3 separate regions of the Homo sapiens genome follow, and all the other regions are linked to region 2. The links are chromatin loops, found by intact Hi-C in ENCODE. Cell type or tissue: CD14-positive monocyte. All regions are shown on one strand.

Region 1 (8,000 bases), 81 kb after region 2:
GATCACTTGAGGTCAGGCATTGGAGACCATCCTGGCCAACATGGTGAAACCCCGTCTCTACTAAAAATACCAAAATTAGCTGGGCGTGGTGGCACACACCTGTAATCCCAGCTACTTGGGTGGCTGAGGAAGGAGAATTGCTTGAACCCAGAAGCAGAGGTTGCAGTGAGCTGAGATCACACCATTGCACTCCAGCCTGGGCAACAGAGGGGGACTCAGTCTCAAAAAAAAAAAAAAAATCTCCATTAACATAGCTAGATCTTTTTCTTCCATGCCCTCCCAATCCTGAAGAGATTAACTAAAAGTCTAGCACCTTTTAAAGATCTGAAGAGGAAAAATTTGTCATTTATTGTTTCTAAGGGCAGCCACCGTAAGACTTCAAAGGAACGTTGGTCTCCACAGTCTTTTATCTTAACTTGAACATTTCCTTTCTATGGATCCCAGGTCTTAAGACAAGCCTCAACCAATTGTCAGCCAGAAAATGTTTAAATTGACCTATAGCTTGGAACTGCCCTTCCTCCCCGCAACCCCCATGCTTTGAGTTGTCCTGCCTTTCTGAACCAAACCAATGTATTTCTTAAATGTATTTGATTGATGTCTCATGCCTCCCTAAAATGTGTAAAACCAAGCTGTACCTCGACCTCCTTGGGCACATGTTCTCAGGACCTCCTGAGGGCTGTGTCACAGGCCATGGTCACTCATATTTGGCTCAGAATAAATCTCTTAATATTTTACAGAGTTTGACTCTTTTCATCAACAACAGTTGTGAGCTATTAATCAGCATAATGGGCCTTAGTTAGCAAGGTGGGAGAACGGAGGGGGAGGCGTCTTAGGCAGAGCGTCAACCAATGGGATGGGAAGAGACCATCTCTTCCAGAGCTGAGAGTCACGCAGCCTTCACAGCACAGAATCCTGTAGATCAGCGACTCTGCCTCCGGAAGAGCATGGGGCACAGAGGATGTGCCGAGGAGGGGGAGCCATTTTGCCCCCAGGGCCGTTGGGCAAGGTCTGGAGACATACTTCGCTGTCACCACTAGTGTTGGGGGCTACTGGCATTGAGTGGGACGCCACTCCACACCCTGTAGTGCACAGGGCAGCCCCTCCCCAAGAGTGACCCTGCTCCACATGTGAACAGGGCTTTGCTGATGAACCCTTCTCTAGGTGGGGTCAGGAGATGTGGCTGGAGAGGGAGACAGGGCCACGCGACACCTTCAGTTTTGTGCCAAAAACAGGATTGCACCATGAAAGGCCATGAGATTTGTGTGTAGTTGAAAATCATGTATGTATTTGGGTTTGGCATATTTAAGAAGTAAAATGAACAGGACTTGGCAGTTGAGTGTGGGGAATGAAGGAGAGAAAAACCTGTGATTTCCTTCATGATAGAGGGAAAATACTGGGAAAAAAAGACAGGAAAATCTAAAGCTTCTGCTGTCTAGTAGTTTTTTAGAAGATGTAGGTGACAGAATGGAATAATGTGTTTCTTGGGCAAAAAATCTGGGGGATCAATAACTTGAGAATTGATGTCGTATTGTCTGTGTGTCACGTTAAATATTCTTCAGTATAAAGTGTTCAGGGTGTGTAAGTTTCCTTTAAGTATAACCTGTGAGCTGCTAGCGAGTATTCTGAATACCCTAATGTGGCACCTACACTCTAGAGATGTCTCCTAAGCAATGTAACATTAGCAACCCACGTCAGAAGATTTGTTCATTAGCATAAAGCATTTCAGAAATTAGGCTGGCGCGGTGGCTCACGCCTGTAATCCCAACACTTTGGGAGGCCGAGGCGGGCAGATCACCTGAGGTCAGGAGTTCAAGACCAGCCTGGCCAACATGGTAAAACCCCATCTCTACTGAAAATACAAAAATTAGCCAGGCGTGTTGGCTGGCACCTGTAGTCCCAGCTACTCGGGAGGCTGAGGCAGGAGAATCGCTTGAACCCAGGTGGCAGAGGTTGCAGTGAGCCGAGATTGTACCACTGCACTCCAGCCTGGGTGACAGAGTGAGACTCCGTCTCAACAAAAAGAAATTAGTAGTGTCTAAGATATGTGGTTCACTGGGAAGACGACACAGGCTTTTGACCAAGAAGTCAGGGAGCCCTCACCTGCTGGGCAGCCCTTGAGGGGTTGCCAGCTCTATTTGGTCTTGCATCCCTGCCATAACCCTCTGTCATCTGGCTTAACTAGATTGGCTAGTGTGGCTGCCAGTATGGTCCAGTGTGGACTCGATCCTTCGGGCAGGGTGCTTGGAGAACACAGAGAGTTCTGCAGCCCAGCAGAATAGACCGTTTTGTGTGTGTGTGGCTGAATCTGGAGTGAGAGTTCCTCTCATTGTAGGGCACACCTGGTGGTGAGGTTGGAAGGAAGAGGTCAGAAGGGTCCCCACCCCCCTCTGATCCCCTGAGAATGAACATTTGCCAGGAGAGCCAGGCCGTCCTCACGGAACCGGGGAAATTGGTCTAGGTCAGTTTCTAACGGTGAAGTTCAAAATTAAAAGCAGCTCTGGTAAGTGAAAAAATAGAGTCTGACACCTAGAGAACCAAGTTCATGTCACCTGTGGAGGGGGATAAACTGCACAAGGAGTGGATGTAAAAAATATTCACGCCGAGAGTAAGTTGTGGAGTTGTTTCAAAGGGTGCCCCCCGTTATGCTAAAACAGGAGGCTAGTCCTTGGAAACACTGAAATCATCTTCTAAAACCAGGGCGACAAACTGCTGCCTGCCCGGGGTGAAACGCAGCCTCCCTGCCAGTTTTGTAAATAAAGTTGTAGTGGCCCCAGCTATACTATTATACGCTTACGTGTTGTTCACATTTCTGCTTTTGCTTCTCAGGGGCAGAATGGAGTAGTTAGAACAGAGGCCCTCTGACCCACGAACCCAAAGGTATTTCCTCTCTGTCTGCTTCCAGGAAAGGCCTTCTGACCCGTGCTCTACATCTTGATATCAGATATTCACTAGATAACTGAGTTGCATGCCTAGGGTATTGTCTGCAGAGCTGCCAAGGGTACTGGGGAAATGCGTGAAGATGGTCTCGGGAAGAGAACAAAATAGAGCATTTGGTCCTCCTCGGCCCAGAGCAGGGAAGCCCAAGGGGCAGTTCAGTCCAGCCAGGAGTGTGTTGACATCAGAATGATGGCAAATGTTGTCACACTCATAGCTGGACTTGGTGCAGCGGGGTGGTGACTGTGTGTTTGTTGTGTTTCTCCATCTGGAACGGAGAGTGCAAAGGTGTGTTTGTCGGAATGGGAAGCATTTTAGATAATGGGGGCAGATCGGAGCACTACAGGACACGGACCAGAAAGGAGAGAAAGCGAAGGAAGAAATGCAAACATCCTTTGCATCCAAGGCAGTACTTTCCCTTCCAGGCCCGGCTACTTTCTGGCCGCATCATTCTGAATTCTCTGTGTCAAGCATTTGGGAAGAAAAAAAAAGTATGAGGAAAAGTTTTCAGGTTTTCTAGATTTTCTTTTGAGGAGTCAAAGGAAAGTGTGAATGCAGATGAAGTTCAGACAAGGAGGCTATTTTATTTTTTCTGCCTTCCTTGGTTTTGTTTGTTTTTTGAAGATCTTGTTACTAATTTTTCCACGTCCAAAGATAGCCATTGAGGCCAGCCGCGGTGGCTCACGCCTTTGATCCCAGCATTTTGGGAGGCTGAGGCAGGCAGGTCACTTGAGGTCAGGAGTTTGAGACCAGCCTGGCTAACATGGTGAAACCCTGTCTCTACTAAAAATACAAAAATTAGCTGGGCATAGTGGTGCATGCCTGTAATCTCAGCTACTCAGGAGGCTGACACAGGAGAACTGCTTGAGCCTGGGAGGTGGAGGCTGCAATGAGCCAAGATTGCGCCACTGCAGTCCAGCCTGGGTGACAGAGTGAGACTCTGTCTCAAAAAAAAAAAAAAAAAAACCACAAAGATAGCCATTGAAAGTTGTTGCTGGGCGCTGTGGCTCACTCTTGTAATCCCAACACGTTGGGAGGCTGAGGCAGGCAGATTGCTTGAGTTCCGAAGTTTGAGACCAGCCTGGGCTACATGGTGAAACCCCATCTCTACAAAACATACACCAATTAGCTGAGCATAGTGGTCCCAGCTACTCAGAAGGCTGAGGCAGGAGGATCACTTGAGCCCAGGGAAGTTGAGGCTGTGATGAGCCATGATGGCACCACTGCACTCCAGCTTGGGCAGCAACAGAATGAGACCCTGTATCACACAAAAAGAAAGTTGTTAATATCTTCATTCAGCAGATATTTTTTGAGCGTCTCCCATGGGTACAGTGCTGTGTAGGCGCTACACACAGAGCCGGCGTCAGCAGTCCCTGTCCTCAGGAGGCAGCCGCTCAACCACAGACAGCTTGCGCACATCAGCTCGATGCTAAGCATTGTCACTTGGAAGACAAGTCTAGCATTCTAGCATGGAAGACAGACACAAGCACGTAATTACCCAAACATTTGTCTGATTGTGATACGATCAGTGCTATGACAGAGAAGTGTAGGGTGATGACAGAGAGAGGACTCTGAATAGAGCCGACCTAGTTCCAGAGGGCGTAGGGTCCAAGGAAGAGCTTCCCTTTCCCCCTCTGAGGGTTCACTGAAAACCAGCTGGGCAAAGACAGACTCATAGGAGACACGGCACACACCTGTGTTGGTCATAGTTTTACATGACATGGGAGCCTTCAGAATGAAGACCCAGAGACACGAGAGACTGGCCAGTTTATGCTTAGGTTCAACAAGGTACGGACAGCCACATGGGAATAGGATGGGATGAAAAGGGTCTGATCGAACACCGATAGACTGCTTGGGGAGGCCCAGCAAGGCGAGTCTGTCTGGATTCATCTTCGCCCCTCTGTGCAGCCTTCTTTCCTTCTGGTACAAGGCAGGCCCGCTCTGGAATGGGAGCTTTGTGACTTGCAATCAAACAAGGTAGTTTGGATAATTTATTATTTTTTTTTTTGAAATGGAGTTTTGCTCTTGTTGCCCAGGCTGGAGTGCAGTGGCGTGATCTCGGCTCACTGCAACCTCTGCCTCCTGGATTCAAGTGATTCTCCTGCCTCAGCCTCCCAAGTAGCTGGGATTACAGGCATGTGCCACCGCACCCAGCTAATTTGGTATTTTTTTAGTAAATAGAGACGGGGTTTCACCATGTTGGTCAGGCTGGTCTTGAACTCCTGACCTCAGGCGATTCACTCGCCTCGGCCTTCCAAAGTGCTGGGATTACAGGCGTGAGCCACCGCACCTGGCCTGGGATAATTTCTTTATGGTCAGGTTTTACACAGGAAGGCAGGGGAAAGTTAGAGTAATAATTTTGGGTTTCACTGGCTAACGCAGTGAAACCCCGTCTCTACTAAAAATACAAAAAAAGTAGCCACACGTGGTGGCGGGCACCTGCAATCCCAGCTACTCGGGAGGCTGAGGTAGGAGAATGGCGTGAACCCGGGAGGTGGAACTTGCAGTGAGCCAATATCGTGCCACTGCACTCCAGCCTGGGCGACAGAGCAAGACTCCATCTCAAAAAAAAAAAAAAAAAAAAAAAAGTGTATAGATCTGAATACTATCTGGAAGGACCCTGCGATGCTGTGGCAGCGGGGAGAGAAGAGCACTAGGGGGACTTCCAGGGGCCTGGCTTGTGCCGCTGTGTGCACTGTGGGCAGGTCCCTGCACGTGGAATGCTGGCTGATGCCAGCTCGGCTGGGGCAGGAGAGTCTTAACATGCTGACTGCGAGGTGCCTGTCAGACGACACACTGTAAGTTTTTGTTGAATTAGGGCAGTTGCAACCCACGGGCACTCCGAGAGGCTTCCGGGCTGAAGATGAGAAGCTGAGTGTGGGATGAAGTTTGCTTAGTCCTGCACTAGGGGTGGGGCAAACTGGGATATAACATGATCAGAAAGGAGACAGGCTGGGAAGGCAGAGGGCCCCGGAAATCCAGAAAACTTAGGGAAGCCGAAGAAGAGGAATTTCCCAAGCAGAAGGGCTGGTTAGCGAGGCTGGATGTTGCTAACAGGCCCATCTGCTCAAGACGCCAAAGGGGCAGTGAGGGTTGGCACCTGAAGGTCCGTGGAGATCTTGTCTGATCTTGTTCCGCAGGAGTAGTGGCAGGTGGAAGCCCAGGAGTGGGCAGCCATGGGAGATGGAGACGGTGAATGTGTGCCACACTTTCATTTCCAGAAGTCCTTTTGCGATGAGCAGGGGAGGAGAGAGTAGAGCCTGATTCGGGGAGGATGCTGGGTTGCTGGGGAAACCTTCTAAGGGGCTCGGGCATATTTGATGCTGCCTGAATGTGAGTGGGAAGAGGAAACAGGGAGAGGCATGACTGTGGGGGTGGTTAACTCCTGAGCTGTTGGGGAGGGGTGAGCTGGAGAAGGAGTGTGGCCTCTGCTGGGACCTCAGGGAGAGGCCCAGAGGCCTGCATGTGCCAGAGGGGTGGGCATGGTGGGGGGCACTTGACGGTGTGCCTGTCTTGCAGCTGTGACTTTCTCTGTAGAGGAGGCAAGGCCATGAGCTGCTGGTAGCAGGACAGATAAGGACCTCAGAGGCTGGAGGAGAGGGAAGGTGTCACCACCCCAGCCCTCCCTGGTTCATTGCCAAAGCCTCTTAGCTTGTCTCTTTTCACTTTCAACACAGCAGTCAGGCTGAGTCTGGTGAAATGCTCAGCCAGATTGCATCTCTTCTCTGCTTCACATCCAACACACGCCGAGGCTTCTGCCAGGACCTGCTATCCTCTGCGCTGTGGGCCCCTCAGTGACATAACCTTCCCAGACCCCTGTGAACTCCCAAAGCCCAGCACATCCCACGTCAGGCCCATAGCACCTGCTTTTCTGATATTCTGATATAATACCCACTGATGTTATTTTTTGTTTATTTGAATTTATTTTTAAAATTTACATTGTTACTTTTAGTTTGACAACTAGTAATTATATATATTTATGGGATACCATGTGATGTTTTGGACTATGAATACATTGTGGAATGATTATATCACGGTAATGAACATGTCTATCACCTTGAAGACAGTCAGTATTCCGTATCTGTGGGTTCCATGTCTGCAGTTCCAAGCAACTACAGATCAAAATGTTAAAAAATATATAGAAATAAAAAACAACACAGGCCGGGCCCGGTGGCTCACGCCTGTAATCCCAGCACTTTGGGAGGCCGAATTGGGCAGATCACCTGAGGTCAGGAGTTTGAGATCAGCCTGGCCAACATGGCAAAATCCATCTCTATTAAAAATACAAAAATTAGCCAGGCGTGGTGGCATGCGCCTATAATCCCAGCTACTCGGGAGGCGGAGGCAGGAGAATCGCTTGAACCTGGGAGACAGAGGTTTCAGTGAGCCAAGATCGCACCACTGCACGCCAGCCTGGGTGACAGGGCGAGACTCTGCCACGAAAACAAAACAAAACAAAACAAAAAAACCCAAAAAACCAAAAACCCCCCCAAAACCCCAAACAATACAGCAGAACAACTATTGAATAGCATTTCCATTGTATTAGGTATTATAAGTAATCTAGAGATGATTTAAAGTATACAGGAGGATGTGTGAAGGTGATATGCAAATGCTGTGCCATTTTATATCTGGGACTTAAGCATCCTTGGATTTTGTTATCCACAGATTCCCAGGGGTGATTGTACCTTTTTTTTTTTTTTTTTTGAGACAGAGTCTTGGCTCTGTTGCCCAGGCTGGAGTGCAGTGGCATGATCTTGGCTCACTGCAAGCTCTGCCTGCCGGGTTCATGCCATTCTCTTGCCTCAACCTCCCGAGTAGCTGGGACTACAGGTGCCTGCCACCATGCGTGGCTAATTTTTTATATTTTTTAGTAGCAACCTGGTTTCACCATGTTAGCCAGGATGCTCTCGATCTCCTGACCTCGTGATCCACCCGCCTCAGTCTCCCAAAGTGCTGGGATTACAGGTGTGAGGCACTGCGCCCGGCAATTGTACTTATTATTTTTTGTAGTGAAAACATTTAAAATCTTTTTTTAAGCAATTGAAATATACAGTATGTTATTATTG
Region 2 (8,000 bases):
AGTGTTTTCTGTAGTAAAAATGGGATGACAGATTTTAGGTGCTTTTTACACTCAAAAACAGGTAACTATTTGAGATAATGGGTATGTTAATACGCTTGACAGTAGTAATCAAAACATCATGTTGTATGCCTTAAATGTATACTTTTAAAATGAATAAAAATGATATATAAAGTGAAAAAAAGAAGAAACAAGAAGAAACATGGTCTTCAGAGCAGACTCTCTTGGGTCAAATTCCTGCTCTCCTGCTTCCCACATGAGCAATGCAGGCAAGGGGCTGTATATCTCCATGCATGTTACCTTGTCTGTGTAAATGAGAATAGTCGTGTCTGCCTGCAGAACAGATTGAATTTCTGTGGTATTGAGCCATGAAGCTGGCAGTACTTTGTTAGGGAAGCCCCAGTAAACTCATACTTGCAGACATAGCAACAATTATAGTGGCACGGATGGGTCTGATTCAGAAACGCTGCATTCCAGGTGGTCCCTGGGTCCCCTTTCTTGTACCACCTCTTTGCATGGTCCCCTCTGATGACCCAGCTCACACCCCACTGTCTGAGGGTCTGAGGCTTGTGCCCCACATCAGCTTGTGACTATCTCTGGGCAGGATCTGGTCAGTCCTCCATTCAAAAGCCACCATCAAACCAACCCTCTGGCAAAGTGGTCCTGCCTGAAATTCATGTCTAGGTGAAACTGACTGGCGTGAACCATTCCCTGGATCAGAGACCACCTATGGGTGTTGAGATAAAGCAATGTGGGCAGGGTTGTGTGTTAAGTTGGTAAACTACTCCCCAGAGTGCTGGGAGCTTGGCTGTTGAGGGCTGTGGACTTGGAGGAAGGCCTGAGATCCAGACAAAAGTCCAAATAGGTAAAATTGGTGGATTAGTCTGTTCTCACGCTGCCAATAAAGACATACCCGAGACTGGCTAATTTATAAAGGAAAGGAGGTTTAATGGACTCACAGTTCCACATGGCTGGGGAGGCCTCACAATCACGGCAGAAGGTGAAGGAGGAGCAAAGGCACATCTTTCATGGTGGCAGGCAAGAGTGTGTGCAGGGGAACTGCCCTTTATAAAACCATCAGATCTCGTGAGACTTATTCACTACCACGAGAACAGCATGGGAAACACCTGCCCCCATGACTCAATTACCTCCCACAGAGTCCCTCCCATGACATGTGGGAATTATGGGAGCTACAATTCAAGATGAGATTTGGTTGGGGTCACAGCCAAACCATGTCAATGGGTAACACAATATGTAACAGACATCTGTTAATTTGTTTAAGTTTCCTTCCTGTTACTTTGGAAACACTATTCCAAGGCAGGGTGCAATGGCTCACACCTGTGATCCTAGCACTTTGGGAGGCTGAGGCGAGACAATTGCTTGAGTCCAGGAGTTCGAAGACAGCCTTGACAATATAGCGAGACCCCATTTCCACAAAAATAAGAATAAAAATTAAAAAATTAGCTGGGCATGGTGATGCATGCCTGTAGTGCCAGCAACTCTGGAGGCTGAAGTGGGAGGATTGCTTGCACCTGAGAGGTTGAGGTTACAGTGAGCCACGATTGCACCACTGCACTCCAGCCTGGGCAACAGAGCAAGACCCCATTCCTAGAAACAAAAAAAAACTGTATCCCAGAATTTCCTCAGGGAGCCACAGTCCCCCAGTCTTTATCCATGTGGTTTGGGACAGCCGGTCCTGATCTGCTTTCCAGGGCTGTGGTGTGAACCAGTCCTGGCCAGTGGGAGGTTTGCACATTCCTGGCTGTGGTGATGAGCATGTGTCTGTAACCTTTCCAGTCAGAACCAACGAGATCAATTCTGAGACTCTTATTGGAACTTGTGGGAAGGAGAAACCTGATTTTCACAGGGGTCAATGTTGGTAGAATAAAAGCATGGAGTTCCTGGATCAGAAGCTCTTGCAGCCTTGCAGAATAAATTGAGAGTGAAGTCAACACAGATAAAACCATACCCAAAAGATGGGAAGAGACAGAGTGCTGGTACCATGATGTGAGCTGCTGGATCCACCCATACCTGAAATCCACATGTAGGCTTTCATTTACTTGCACCAATTAGTTTCCTATCATGCTTAAGCCAGACTGTGTTGGATTTCTGATGCTTCTAACCTTATATAGAAATCTATCTCTCCAGTACTGATGAACCTTTATAGGGTTACATGCAACAGCAGACAGACTTTCTTTTTACTTCAGGCAAGGTTAGACCACATAAAGTCTCTGTGTCTTGGATGAACTTCTCTCAACAAGATAAGAGCCATCTGAACTAATGAGTAAGGGAAGTAATGGCTTTACTTAATTGGAGTGATATAAATTGCTGTAATGTGAATTGTCTGCACAAGACAGAAATTCATGGAGGTGTTCTGTTCTAACCTGTGACCTACCATTATAAAGGTTCTGAAGTGAAGGGTCTATTCTCCCCTGATGCTGGACTTTTCAAAGCACAGCAATTTTGTTTCATTTTGAAAGGCCATAGTGAAGCCAGCAGCTTACTCAGCACTTTCTGCCAACTATTAACTTCTCTCACATCAATGGCCAGACACTCAGACCCTGCCCAGCCCAGGTAGGTGATGCCAATGCACTAACCAGCCAGGGAGAGGGTATAGGTGTGCCTCTTCTGAGCCACCAGAACTGCAGCAATTCAGAAGAGATGCCCCTTCCAAAGGAGACAGCCTAGGGCCTAGAATCCAATCTTGACCAATTTTCTGATGTCTTTGGAAGTCTGGATTTTCTTTCTTTTCTTTTTCTTTTTTTTTTCCTTTTTGAGACAGAGTCTCACTCTATCACCCAGGCTGGAGTGCAGTGGCATAATCTCAGCTCATGGCAACCTCTGCCTCCTGGGCTCAAGTGATTCTCGTGCCTAAGCCTCTTGAGTAGCTGGAATTATAGGCGCCCACCACTATGCCCGGTTAATTTTTGTAATTTTAGTAGAGATGGGGTTTCACCATGTTGGCCAGGCTGGTCTCGAACTCCCAATCTTAGGTGATCCACTCGCCTTGGCCTCCCAAAGTGCAGAGATTACAGGTGTGAGCCCACCACACCTGGCCAGAAGTCTGGATTTTCTAAAGTAAAAAAATCCCCTGATTCTTTCTCCAGTGTGTTTAGTGGTTTGAATGGTGTTCCCCCAAAATTCATGCTCACTCAGATCTTCAGAATGTGGTCTCATTCCCAAACAGGGCCTTTGCAGGTGTCATGAAGAATGAAGATGAGGGCCGGGCACGGTGGCTCACACCTGTAATCCCAGCACTTTGGGAGGCCGAGGCGGGCGGATCACCTGAGGTCAGGAGTTCAAGACCATCCTGGCCAACTTGGTGAAAACCCCTCTACTAAAAATGCAAAAATTAGCCGGGCGTGGTGGCGGGTGCCTGTAATCCCAGCTACTCGGGAGGCTGAGGTAGGAGAATCGCTTGAACACAGGAGACGGAGGTTGCAGTAAGCCAAGATGGCACCACTGCACTCCAGCCTGGGCAACAGATCAAGACTCCATCTCAAAGAAAAAAATAAAAATAAAAAACAAAAAGAGAATGGAGATGAGATCATTTGTAATTGAGTGGACCCTAAATCCAACGACAAGTGTCCTTTTAAGAGACAGGAAAGGACACAGACACAGAGAGGAGGCCAAGTGAAGACAGAGGCAGAGATGGGAGCGATGCCGCCACAAGCCAAGGGACGCTGGCAGCCACCAGGAGATGGAAGAGGCATAGAGCCTCTGGAGGAAGCCAGACCTGCCAATACTGTGATTTCAGATTTCTGGCCTCCAGAACAGGGAGCATAAATTCCAGTTGGGTAAGCCACGAAGTCAGTGGAAATCTGGTCCTGCAGCAGCCCTAGCGAGGACACCGAGCTATTAGTTCAACTGAAGAAAATAATCTCCAAGCTGAGCAGAGTGTCCCCAAATGCCACACACGGCCGGCGAGTGCCTGTTGGTGATCTCGGCCTCCTGTAGCCTCAGGATCTGACCCGCCCCAACCTGGTCCAAGGCTCAGGATGAAAATCTCCTCCAGCACAGCAAGCAGCTTTGGAAACGCCGGCTCCTGGAACTCACAGGGGCCAACACTAGTCCCTGGAAGAACCGGGTGAATGAGGGGAGGGTGTCTGGATCCAACGCTCTGGGAAGTGCCCCATTGGCGGTTCCCAGACCATTTCTGTCTTGGGAAAAATTCCAGCGTGTGTGCAAGGCGTCTGTCCAGGTCAGCGCCTCTGAGTTGGCCGTCTCTGTTCGGGTCTTCCCATGCGAGGAGTGCCCTCAGTTCACCTAGATGACTTTCCAGAACTCACCTCTGACTCCACAGTGGGGATGCCTGGAAACCTGCTCAGCACTGGCCCTTGGATAACCCGGGAGCTGGCAGCTATGCTCAAGGAATCATGCTCGTGGAGGGAGGATGAGACCAATGGATAGCTTCCCCCGCCTACCCTGTCTTGTGCCCAAGCAGACAGCTCTGAGATGCATTTGAAAAGGCTCCTCCAAAGGACCCAGGGAGTCCGGCCCCAGGCACCCAGGGTGGCCACCAGCTCCGGAACTTCTCTTTCTCCTACTCTCCTTTCTCCCCGGTTTCACTCCCTGTTCCTCACTCCTGCTCCTGAGGCCGCATCTCAGGCTGTCTTCCAGGGAAGCCCAGGCTTGAGGCATGTTCATTCTCTCAAAGTGCGGGAGCAAATCTGCAAGGGCGTATGTCCCCGTACATGACAGACGACTGGTGTGTTCAAAAATCGTATTGACTTTGAACCTAAGAGGTTTTGGAAAAACAACTTGAGTGACCAGGTTCCATACGAACATTCTGGCAAAAGCTAACGGTATTCTTCTCTGCACAATTTCGTTGTTGGAGGCATTCAAGAAAATTTCTTTGCAGTTTTTGAAAATAGCCTGTAGTTCTATGTTTCGGCCACTAGATAGCAGGCTGAATAAGAAATGCTGGACATCTAATGGGAATCTCACCAACTGCTTGACGGAAGGTGGGGGCTATCCTTAAAAAATGGTTTGCTGGGAGGCGGATCACCTGAGGTTGGGAGTTTGAGACCAGCCTGGCCAACATGGCAAATTCCCCTCTTTACTAAAAATACAAAAATTAGCCGGGTGTGGTGGCAGGCGCCTCTAATCCCAGCTACTCGGGAGGCTGAGGCAGGAGAATCGCTTGAACCCGGGAGGCAGAGGTTGCAGTGAGCTGAGATCGCGCCACTGCACTCCAGCCTGGGCGAGAGTGAGACTCTGTCTCAAAAAAAAAAAAAAAAAAGTGGTTTGCCACTGGGCACGGTGGTTCATGCCTGTAATCCCAGCGCTTTGGGAGGCTGAGGCAGGCAGATCTCTGGAGGTCAGGAGTTCAAGACCAGCCTGACCAACATGGTGAAACCTGGTCTCTACTAAAAATACAAAAATTAGCTGTGCATGGTGGCACACGCCTGTAATCCCAGCTACTTGGGAGGCTGAGGCAGGAGAATTGTTTGAACCCGGGAGGCGGAGGTTGCAGTGAGCCAAGACCATGACACTGCACTCCAGCCTGGGTGACAGAGCAAGATTCCACCTCAAAAAAAAAAAAAAAAAAAAAAAAAAAGAAAGTGGTTTGCTCCGGAGTCCTGCTCTGTGTGGAGTTACTCACCGCCTCTACACGTCAGCCCTGCCTCCCCCATCTCCCTCCCAGACCTTCTTTCTGTTCACTGCATGCATCAAGCTTTCTCCTGACTTTGGGCTTTTCCCTTAGTTCTCCTGGCCTGAAACTCTGTCCTTCGATATTAGCAAGCTGGCTCCTGGTCCCTCGGCGTCCCTGGACAAGCCAACCTAAGGCAGACCCCCTCCTCCATCTTCATCATGCATCACATCATCTTCTATTGCTTCTTCAAAACGCTTTCACTTTCTGATATGTGACTGTTTGATGACACGTTTATTCTCTGTCTCTTGCATGAAAATGTGGGCTCCAGGAAAGCTGAGTTCCTGTTTAGTTCACTGCTGTGTCCCTGTCTAAAATGGAGCTACAGCATAAATATACAGGTGGCTGAGGGATATTTGTTGAGTGACTGAATGATGGGAGTGAATGAATGAACGACCTCTGATGCACAATGATAACCAGGCTGAATCTTCTTCTCTGACTCTCCTTTTTTTTGAGATAGAGTCTTTCTCTGTGGCCAAGGCTGCAGTGCAGAGGCACGATCTCTGCTCACTGCAACCTCCACTTCCCCGGTTCAAGTAATTCTCGTGCTTCGGCCTCCCGAGTAGCTTGGCTTACAGGTGCTCACCACCATGTCTGGCTAATTTTTTTTTTCCTCTTTTTGAGAGGGAGTCTTGCTCTGTCACCCAGGCTAGAGTGCGCTGGTGTGATCTTGGCTCACTGCAACCTCCGCCTCCTGGGTTCAAGTGATTCTCCTGCCTCAGCGGAGACTTGAGAATCTCCTGAGTAGCTTGGCTTACAGGTACTCACCATCACGCCTGGCTAATTTTTGTGTTTTTTTAGTAGAGACGGGACTTTGCCCTGTTGGCCAGGTTGGCCTTGAACTCGTGACCTCAAGTGATCCGCCTGCCTCACCCTCCCAAAGTGCTGGGATTACAGGTGTGAGCCTCTGTGCCCGGCCTCTCTGACTCTCTTGGCATTGCTTCCGATGTTATTATGATTCATTGTGAATGAGTCGATTTGAACTCAGCATGGTGTCCAGAACATTAGAAAAATGCTGACCTGTGTGGTTTGCTTTATGTCTTTGAAATATCTGAGCCCTAAAGAGCAGTAAGCGGGAAGTCCTTTGGGTATACCGGGCTTGGTTTGGGTTAAAGATTTTAAATGCTGAGCATAAATCCACCCTGAAGCTTCTCTGATGCTCCCTGAACTGTGTCCATTCCTTCCCTCTAGAAAAGACAAATGACTTACATAGAAGTGAAGTTGTAAATTCTGGCTCATTTAGGTGGCTTTGGATAAGTCACCCATTTACATTTCAGAGTAGCCAGAGATTGTGCTGCGCGTGGGGGAGTGCCAGGGATGTTACAGTCTGAAATAGACAAGTCCAAGGGCTGAGAAACGGAGTGACCACGTGCAGCAGGGCCTGGCAGGAGAGGTGGGGGCGGCTGAGTCTGAAAGGGCAGAAACAGTCCTGCCTGTGTTCACTGTTGCAGCCTTTTTTTCATCATGGAGTTTTTTGCATTAATTTTGAGTTTTTAAAATATTGAGTTAAATATTTTTTATCCTGGCTACCAAGATTTTTGGCACTCCATTCAACTTCATGCCCCATCTCAGCCCTGGGGCATAGGATAGCTTCACCATGCTGCCTACGGGGGAGCTGGGGTAGGGAACCAGTCCCTGGTTTCCCCAAATTCAAAAGACCCAGGAGAGAATGCTGAACTACCTTAGGGCTGTGAGATGATCACTTACTTCTGTAGCTTCAAAAACATGACGAAGCACGTGAGTGCGGCCTGGAAGTTTTACTACATTCAAACCAATATCCTCCATTCATTTCCTATTGCTGCTTCAACGAAGTATCGAAAACCTGGTGGCCTAAAACAGCACAGATGTATTATTCTTCAGTTCTGGAGGTCAGAGTCTGAAATGGGACTCACTGGTCACTCCAGACACTGTGCCTGGTAAAATTCCTATGTGACAGCCCAGTCACCAGGGTGATGGTATCAGGAGGTGGGGCTTTGGGAGGCAATCAGGCCTGGAGGGTGGCACCCTCGTGATGGGGTTAGTGCCCTTATGAGAAGGGATAGGAAGGAGAGGATCTCTGCCTCACGTGAGGACACAGCATGAAACAGGCAGTGGGCAAATCAGGAGGGGCCTCACCAGCCATCCAATCAGCCAGTGCCTTGACCTTGGACGCCGCAGCCCCCAGGACTCTGAAGAATCTATTCCTGTTGTTGAAGCCGTCCCAATAATATTCTGGTCATAGCAGCCCGAACGAATTAACACACTGGCTAAAATCAAGCGTGCTGACAGAGCCGTGTTCCCCCTGCAGGTTCCAGGGGGAGAACCTATTTCCCGGCCTCTTCCAGCTTCCAGAGGCGCCCAAACCCCTGAG
Region 3 (8,000 bases), 140 kb after region 2:
TCTATAGTTTGTATGCAGTGAAATGCAGAGATCTCAAGTGTAAAATTAGGCAAATGTTTGACAAATGTATATACCCATGTGACAAATACCCCAATCAAGATAGATAACATTTCCACCACTCAAGAAAGTTCTCTCATGCCCTCTTCCATATTTAATTTCTGTCTCTTTATAGGCGATTCCTAGTCTAATTTTTCTTATCTTAGATTAGTTTTACCTGTTCTTGAACTTCATCTAAGTGGAGTCATGCATTGAATAATTTTTTGTATCTGGCTTTCTTTGTTCAACTAATGTGTTTGAGATTTATCCCTATTGTGTGTATCTGTAGACCTTTTTTCTTAGTATTCTATTTTGGAATGGTGTATTTCATTCCATATATCACAAATTGTTTATCTCTTCTTCTATTGATGAACTTTTAGCTTGTTTTCCATTTTTAACCGTTACAAATACATTTACTATGAATATCCTTGTGCAAGGTTTTTTGGTGACCTATGTTTTCACTTCTCTTGGATAAATGCCTCTAAGTCAAATAGCTTGACTATATGATTAACATTATAAAAAATATCCAAACAGTTCTCCAAGGTGTGCCATCTTACACTTCCACAGAAGCTGACAAGAGCTTCAGTTACTCCACATTCTTGCCCACCGGTGGAGTAGACAGTCTTTTCAATTTTAGTTGTTCTAGGGAGATAATGAAATGGTGTCTCATTGTCATTCTTCTAAGTTTCATTTCCCTGATGATTAATTTTGTTCAGCACCTTTTTATGTGCGCGTTGGCCATTCATGTATCTTGTTTCGTGAGTGTCTAGCCAATTGTGTGTGTGTGTCTTCTAATTATTGGTTTGTAGAACTTCCTTATATTCTAGGTACAAGCCTTTTGTCAGATAAATATATTGTTAATATTTTCTCCCATTATCTGGTTTATATTTTTGTTTGCTTAACCATGTCTTTTGAAGAGCAGAAGAGGCTTAAATTTTATTGAAGTCGAGTTTATCAAACTTTTTCTTTGATGGTTAGTGCTTTTGAGTCCTGTCTACAAAATCTTTACCTACCCTAGGGTCACAAAGATGTTTTTCTTTCTTTTTAAAATGTCTTTAGAAGTTTTAGTGCTGTAGCTCTTTCATTTAAGATTATAAATCCATCTGAAATTACTATTTGTGTGTTGTATGAGGTAGGGATCTGTTTTTTTTTCTTAACAATATCCAGATGGTTCCGGCGTCATTTATTGGAAATGTTTTTCTTTGCCCATTGAATTGCTCTGGTGCCTTCGTTGAAAGTCAGTTTACTGTATGTGGCCTTCCATTATCTATGCCTATCTTTATTCCAATATCATGCTGTTTTGTTGGTATAGGGTAATAGTAAGTCTAGAAACCAAGTAGTGTTAGTCAATAACTTTGTTTCAGAATTATTTTAGCTATTCTAGGTTTTTTGCATATCAATTTAAATTTGGGGCTCAACTCATCAATTTCTGTAAAATCCTGTTACATTGAACCTCCACCTCCTGGCTTCAAGCGATTCTCCTGCCTTAGCCTCTCAAGTAGCTGGGATTACAGGCACGCCCCACCACACCTGGCTAATTTTCTGTATTTTTTGGAGAGAGAGGGTTTTCACCATGTTGGCCAGGCTGGTCTTCAACTCCTGAGCTCAAGTAAGCCATCTGCCTCAGCTTCCCAAAGTGCCGGGATTACAGGCATGAGCCACCTCGCCTAGCCTCCTGCTGCAAACTTCTAAGAAGAGACTGAAGATGCAAAATCAATTCTCTGCCCTCAGCAAACAGAAAGACACCCCAAGTCTGTTTTCATGCTAAAGACTTGAAACAAGAAGACATACATGCAGCCAAAAAACATATGAAAAAAGTTCATCATCCACTGATCATTAGAGAAATGCAAATCGAAACCACAATGAGATAACATCGCACATCAGTCAGAATGGCGATTATTAAGAGGCCAAAAAACAACAGATGCTGGCGAGCTTGTGGAGAAATAAGAACGCTTTTACCCTGTTAGTGGGGATGTAAATTAGTTCAACCGTTTTGGAAGACAGTGTGGCAATTCCACAAAGATACTATTTGACCCAGCAATCCCATTACTGGGTATATACCCAAAGGAATATATATCATTCTGTTATAAAGATACATGCACGTGTATGTTCATTGCAGCACTATTCACAATAGCAAAGACATGGAATCAACCCAAATGCCCATCAGTGATAGACTGGATAAAGAAAATGTGGTACATAGACACCGTGGAATACTATGCAGCCATAAAAACGAACAAGATCATGTCCTTTGCAGGAACATGGATGAAGCTGGAAGCCGTTATCCTCAGCAAACTAAGGCAGGAACAGAAAACCAAACACCGCATGTTCTCAACTTATAAGTGGGAGCTGAACAATGAGAACATGTGGACACAGGGAGGGGAATAACACACACTGGGACCTGTCAGGAGAGGGTAGGGCTGGGGGCATCAGGAGAGCATCAGGAAAAATAGCTAATGCATGCTGGGCTTAATACCTAGGTGATGGGTTGATAGATGCAGCAAACCACCATGGCACACGTTTACCTGTGTAACACACCTGCACATCCTGCACACGTATCCTGGAACTTAAAATAAAATAAGATAAAATGAAACAAAAAAGACTTGAAACAAAGCCTCTACCACATACTCTATGTCAGTATTAAGTTCTATTGAAAAGAAAAATTTCCAAGCATTTTATCAGAAATAATTTTCGTAGTGTATTCATCAATCTCAGCCACACTAGCATGGCTGTTCTCAGTATTACAGATGAACCCACACGACCTCAGCTGCTTTGTCATGTCAGTTACATGTACCATTATTCAGAACGAGTGGGCCCATTTTCAATTTCCTGTTGTAAGGTTAGTCTGTCTTCAATCTATCACAGGACGCAATGGCGTTGTAACTAAGATTCATAATTTCCAGTAGGAGAATGATTTGTCATCACATTCCATAGTCTCAGGGTTGACTGTTTCGTTGGTCTTGCTATTGAATGATTAAGGGAACAGCCAGGAGATTTTAAACACTCCTTACAAAGCGTTTTCCTCTGGAGACCTACTTGGCTGCTGCTTAATCTTAATGTGTGCAATTAGAAGTTGTAAATGTATTCAGAATATATGGGCTTAGAGAGACTGGTTGTGGCTCTGATAGCTGACAGTGGCAGATAACGGCTTAAGGGTAGATGTAGGATTAATCTGCGTCTCTGGGTTTTATGATCAGGCATCTGTTCGCATTTGTGCCATCGTTTGTCTTTGTCGTCTCTCAGGCTCTGGGGATGGGCCGTCCTCATCAACCTTACTCTATCTTCCCTTGGCCTCTGGAGCATTGGAAACCTGTGACTGTGATTTGTCCCTCCCACTTGGAGCTTCAGACAGTGAAAACAGAAGGTAGAGTGAAGTTGGTAGACACTATTAGTGATCAGATACCATCTGCCTTCTCACCAACTATTAACCTTGAAATCAGGGGGAGTGGGTGGGAAGGGCTTCATTTAACACTGCATATAAACAGTTGAGTGATTGATTAGTCACCAGGGTGTGTAGTGTGCTTCTTAAATGTCTGATGTCCACGTGGCGATGCATTCTCCTCTTCCGGCATGTCACAGGTTTTCTGACCATACTCAATTCTATCTCTAAGCCCCAGCTAAAGAATGAGTAAGTCTCCTTAATTTAAAACATCAAACCCCTCTTATGCTTACCATTATCTCACATACAAACAGGTCAACTAAGAACAAATAAATAATAAAGCAGGTTAAGTGTAGTAAATGGCATGGTTGTAATTTTTTCACACGATATTGACAATAGCTATTCTGATTGGAAGATAGATGTGTAGACATCAAATTAGTTACCTGGTCTTTGAGTTTTTCTGTGCATTTCTAGATACATTTTAAATGTGATGATTCCATGTTCTATGAATTTTGCCTTTAAATTTCAATAACCAACACATCTAAAGTCATGATTCCTTTCAGGCTATCAAACCTAAAACGTATGAAAGCTTAAATTGACTGGGTAACTCCTTCCTGTTTTTCTGATTTCTGTTTTATTGTATTTCTAGTTTTATTGCTTATTTCTCTCTCTCTCTCTCTCTCTCTCTCTCTCTCTCTCTCTCTCTCTCTCCCCCTCCATCTCTCTCTCTATCTCTCTGTCAACTCTATTTGTATTTCTATAATGGAAACTCAAATTTGCCTAACTCAGATTGTAGCACTTTTCTTCCTCAGGCTAGTCCTAGGAAAACTCACTTGTTTTTTGTATGGAAAACTAGTGTTAGTAGAAGCCTTTATTCTTGCATAGCCCCCAAATCAGCTTTTTCAGCTATAATTTAGTAAGTCTAATGTGTTCGACTGAAGTACTTTTTTTTTGTAATAACAAGTGAAAAATAATGAAGAGTGTGTCCTGGCGCAGTGGCTCACGCCTGTAATCCCAGCACTTCGGGAGGCCGGAGGCCGAGGCAGCGGATCACTTGAGGGTCAGGAGTTCAAGACCAGCTTGACCAACATGGTGAAGTCCTGTCTCTATTAAAAATACAAAAATTAGCCAGGTGTGGTAGTGCATGTCTGTAATCCCAGCTACTTGGGAGGCTGAGACAGGAGAATTGCTTGGACCTGGGAGGCGGAGGTTGCAGTGAGGTGAGATTGCGGCATTGCACTCCAGCCTGGACAACAAGAGTGAAACTTTGTCTCAAAAAAAAGAAAGAAAGAAAAAAGAAAATAATAAAGACAGCTTCTAGAATAGAATACAGGGCATAGAGACTGCCTCAGCGTGGATTGGGTTTCTGTTCCTGAGCCCGCTCATGACTCATACTTGGGAGATTAAGCAATGTGGAGTGTAGCTGTTGGCAGCAATATGCCAGATCGTGAAAACAACACATTTTGTTTTGAAGATAAAAATACCGTTCTCCAGGAAATGGTTCTATCGGAAAGACATTTGTTAAGTGACGAGTTCAAATCTTGACTCATGGATAACCTAGATATTAGAGGAAAAGCAAAGGTAATAAAAATAAGTTTGGCATTAAAAGGAGGAGACAACATTTATTAAAAAAATTAGTCAGGTATGTGCCCTGTCTCTGAGCATCAGCAGGCCAACCTTATTTAATAGTTCTTTGTTAAAAGCTAAGAATTTATACCACCTTAAAGCTGTCAGGGGCTTTAGGGAGCCCGAAGTGTAATTCATCAGAGTTGATGCTTACGTGTGATGAGCCTGAGCCCTTGAACACTTGATCAGGATTTTTCCTCTATAATCTTTATTTTTGGTGAATGATATTTTGGTATGTGGAAAGTGCACATAAGCTACTCAAATCCAAATGCTGTCTCTTTCTTTTAGTTTTTTTTTTTTAACCTAGAGTAAGACAAGTCTATAGCCCTTTATTCTATCATTTTCTAATTTAGTTTCCTATATTCCCATTACACTTAATCTCCAACCCAGGAAGAAGATGAGGGGAGAGGAAAGGAATATAGGATTCACTCCATCTCCCTGCAGCGTCTTGCAGGTCAGGGGTCTCATAATGAATTGAGTAAGTTAGGGACCAGCACTTTTAAACATTGAAGTGAAATCAAATAGAAAACATCGAAGTGGCTTGCATGTAGTCAGCCTAAAGTATGTTTTTAATCATATATAAACTCTATGTCTATGTATGTGTATGTGTGTATTTATATATCTCGTGTGACTGAGTTGCAACATAATATGTTTATCTTACCGTATGTCATAGTCAAAAAACTCTGAAAATCAATATTGTATCTTATGGATTATTCTCTTCTCAGGGCCATCTTTCCAAGGGATCCCAGGACGGGGGTAGTTGGAGGGCCACTTTTTTACAGCCTGTGTGACCAAAATGCCAATGCGTCTTCAGAGCCTCGAGTTCTCAGTAGCTAAGTGTGTCAGAGTAGAGGAACAACATAGGTTTCCAGCACTCATACTTCTCACATAGCAAAAATGAAGAATTAAACAGAGTCTCTTCATCTTGACGTCACCTGCGTTCTTCACACAGTGCTTTCAATACCATCTCTGGATGCCATCTTTGTAGATTGTTTGTTTGTTTGACATTTACTTTTTTTTTTTTTTCCAATTCGGTAATACTGATTCTTGACTTCCCCCTCTTTTTGGTACCTTTGTGATTCTCCTTGTACCTTCCTTCTTTCCCTCTTCCCCCTTCTGTGTATATGAATAGACATTCCATGCACATCAAGAATATGGGGGAAGTGATGTTTCTCCCTTCTCAGTGTGTCACATATGGATGTGTACAGCGTCAGCTTGTCCCAATACTGGAGATCTTTTTCTGACTATGTAAACTCTGTGTGTGTGTGTGTGTGTGTGTGTGTGTGTATACACACCAGCTATGTGTGCTGGGCTAAGGCTTCCTCCCCTAGTTAAACTGGTATTCCCTGGTTTCTCCGTGTACTGTACAGGTATTATATTTCCTTTGTAATTAGTAAGTAATTTTTGAGAGGGTGCTCTTAATCTCTATCCTCATCAAACTTTCACTTGCAAATTTTAGCATTCATTAGTGGCTTTTGCCTAGTAATGTAGGCTTGGACTGTTTCTCCTACCTGACCTCTCAATCTTGAAAAGTTTTCTCCATTTTTAACAATCATTTATTAAAATGAATAGCTTGACTCTTGACCTCATATTCAAATGCCTAACCTCAAATTCTTCTGACCTACAATTCAAATTCTGCATGTAGCGTCTAGCTTAGACTTTTGGTCAAACAAGGACTCACTAAGGTTTGCATTTCTAAAGTTAGCTTCAGGATACTTAGAATATTAAGGAAAGGGCCAGGTGCGGTGGCTCATGCCTGTAATCCCAGCGTTTTGGGAGGATGAAGCCAGTGGATCACCTGAGGTCAGGAGTTTGAGCCCAGCCTGGCCAACATGGTGAAACCTCATCTGTACCAAAAATACCAAAAAGAGCCGGGCATGATGGCCTGTGCCTGTAGTCTCAGCTACTCAGGGAGCTGAGGCAGGAGAATCGCTTGAACCCAAGAGGCAGAGGTTGCAGTGAGCCGAGAACGCACCACTGCACTCCAGCCTGGGCTACAGGCTGAGACTCCATCTCAAAAAAAAAAAAAAAAAAAAAAAAGAGTATTAAGGAAATATTAAAAACTCTACATATTCAATGAAAATTGACAATGCAGATTGTCAGCGGCTTATTCAGAGGCTGTGACAATTTTCCAAGGCTTTTCTAAGAGCGACATCTCGATCTTAACATTTCAGTAAGATTTGCTCCCGTTGGGTATTAATTTTTTGAAGCTTTTGTGATTGCATTAAAGTGGTGTCGCCATAAGTCATTATATTCACACTAGTTGTATTCTTGTTCAAGATTTGGAATAGCATAGAGAAAATGAAAGTGCTTGAATTAAATAATGGACGAATGCCTGTGCTGGGAAAGAAAACCTTGAACCTGCATAATTTTATGGCCAATTATACAGGTTATAAATGCTGAAGTTTTAGGTCGGCTTGTGTAAAATATATTAGCAATTTCTATTGCATGCGTCGTGTACTGAGCTGTAATAAGCCACCGCAGGATGCACCACCTGCTCCCATTTGTTCTGTGGTGGGGGGTTTGGACCTTCTAATGCCTCCAAAGTCTTTGCTAATAAGGCTCAGCTTTTTCCTGTATCTGCAGATGTCTTGGTCTGGATCCCTCACTTTTTTTCTTTTCTTTTTTTTTTTGAGATGGAGTCTCACTCTGTTACCCAGGCTGGGAGTGCAGTGCACCATCTCTGCTTACTGCAACCTCCGCCTCCCGGGTTTAAGCGATTATCCTGCCTCAGCCTCCCCAGTAGCTGGGATTACAAGTGCCTGCTACCACAGCCAGCTAATTTTTGTATTTTTAGTAGAGACGGGATTTCACCACGTTGGTCAGGCTGGTCTCGAACTCCTGACCTCAGGTGATCTGCCCTCCCGCCTCCCACAATGTTGGGATTACAGGCGTGAGCCACTGCGTCTGGCCAGGATCCCTCACTTTAGAGAGCAGATTCACTATAGGAATTTGGACTGTG

Evidence for each region. A loop is a pair of places that touch in the nucleus more often than their neighbours do. Peaks named below come from ENCODE experiments on the same cell type or tissue, not always from the same donor. Only the 100,000 strongest peaks of a DNase experiment are listed, where the experiment ranks them.
Region 1: a loop joins it to region 2, with 3 times the contacts of the local background. A loop is called at or near these places in 3 of 110 quality-filtered maps.
Region 3: a loop joins it to region 2, with 3 times the contacts of the local background. A loop is called at or near these places in 6 of 110 quality-filtered maps.

Annotation. Positions count from the first base shown.
Region 1 is chr12:128,858,448-128,866,447 of GRCh38, forward strand. All of the region lies in intron 1 of GLT1D1 (glycosyltransferase 1 domain containing 1), which reads left to right. Among named protein-coding and RNA genes, the nearest start is that of GLT1D1, 9.0 kb to the left of the region's middle. In CD14-positive monocyte, no CTCF peak of the experiment used is centred here; no DNase peak of the experiment used is centred here; H3K27ac peaks cover 1,786 bases.
Region 2 is chr12:128,777,592-128,785,591 of GRCh38, forward strand. No RefSeq gene overlaps it. Among named protein-coding and RNA genes, the nearest start is that of SLC15A4, 42 kb to the right of the region's middle. In CD14-positive monocyte, CTCF peaks have their summits at 4,945 (motif pointing right) and 5,144; DNase peaks (open chromatin) are centred at 4,910, 5,620 and 5,890; H3K4me3 peaks cover 500 bases; H3K27ac peaks cover 734 bases.
Region 3 is chr12:128,915,869-128,923,868 of GRCh38, forward strand. All of the region lies in intron 6 of GLT1D1 (glycosyltransferase 1 domain containing 1), which reads left to right. Among named protein-coding and RNA genes, the nearest start is that of GLT1D1, 66 kb to the left of the region's middle. RefSeq lists an enhancer at 628-747. In CD14-positive monocyte, no CTCF peak of the experiment used is centred here; a DNase peak (open chromatin) is centred at 4,803; H3K4me3 peaks cover 320 bases; H3K27ac peaks cover 2,192 bases.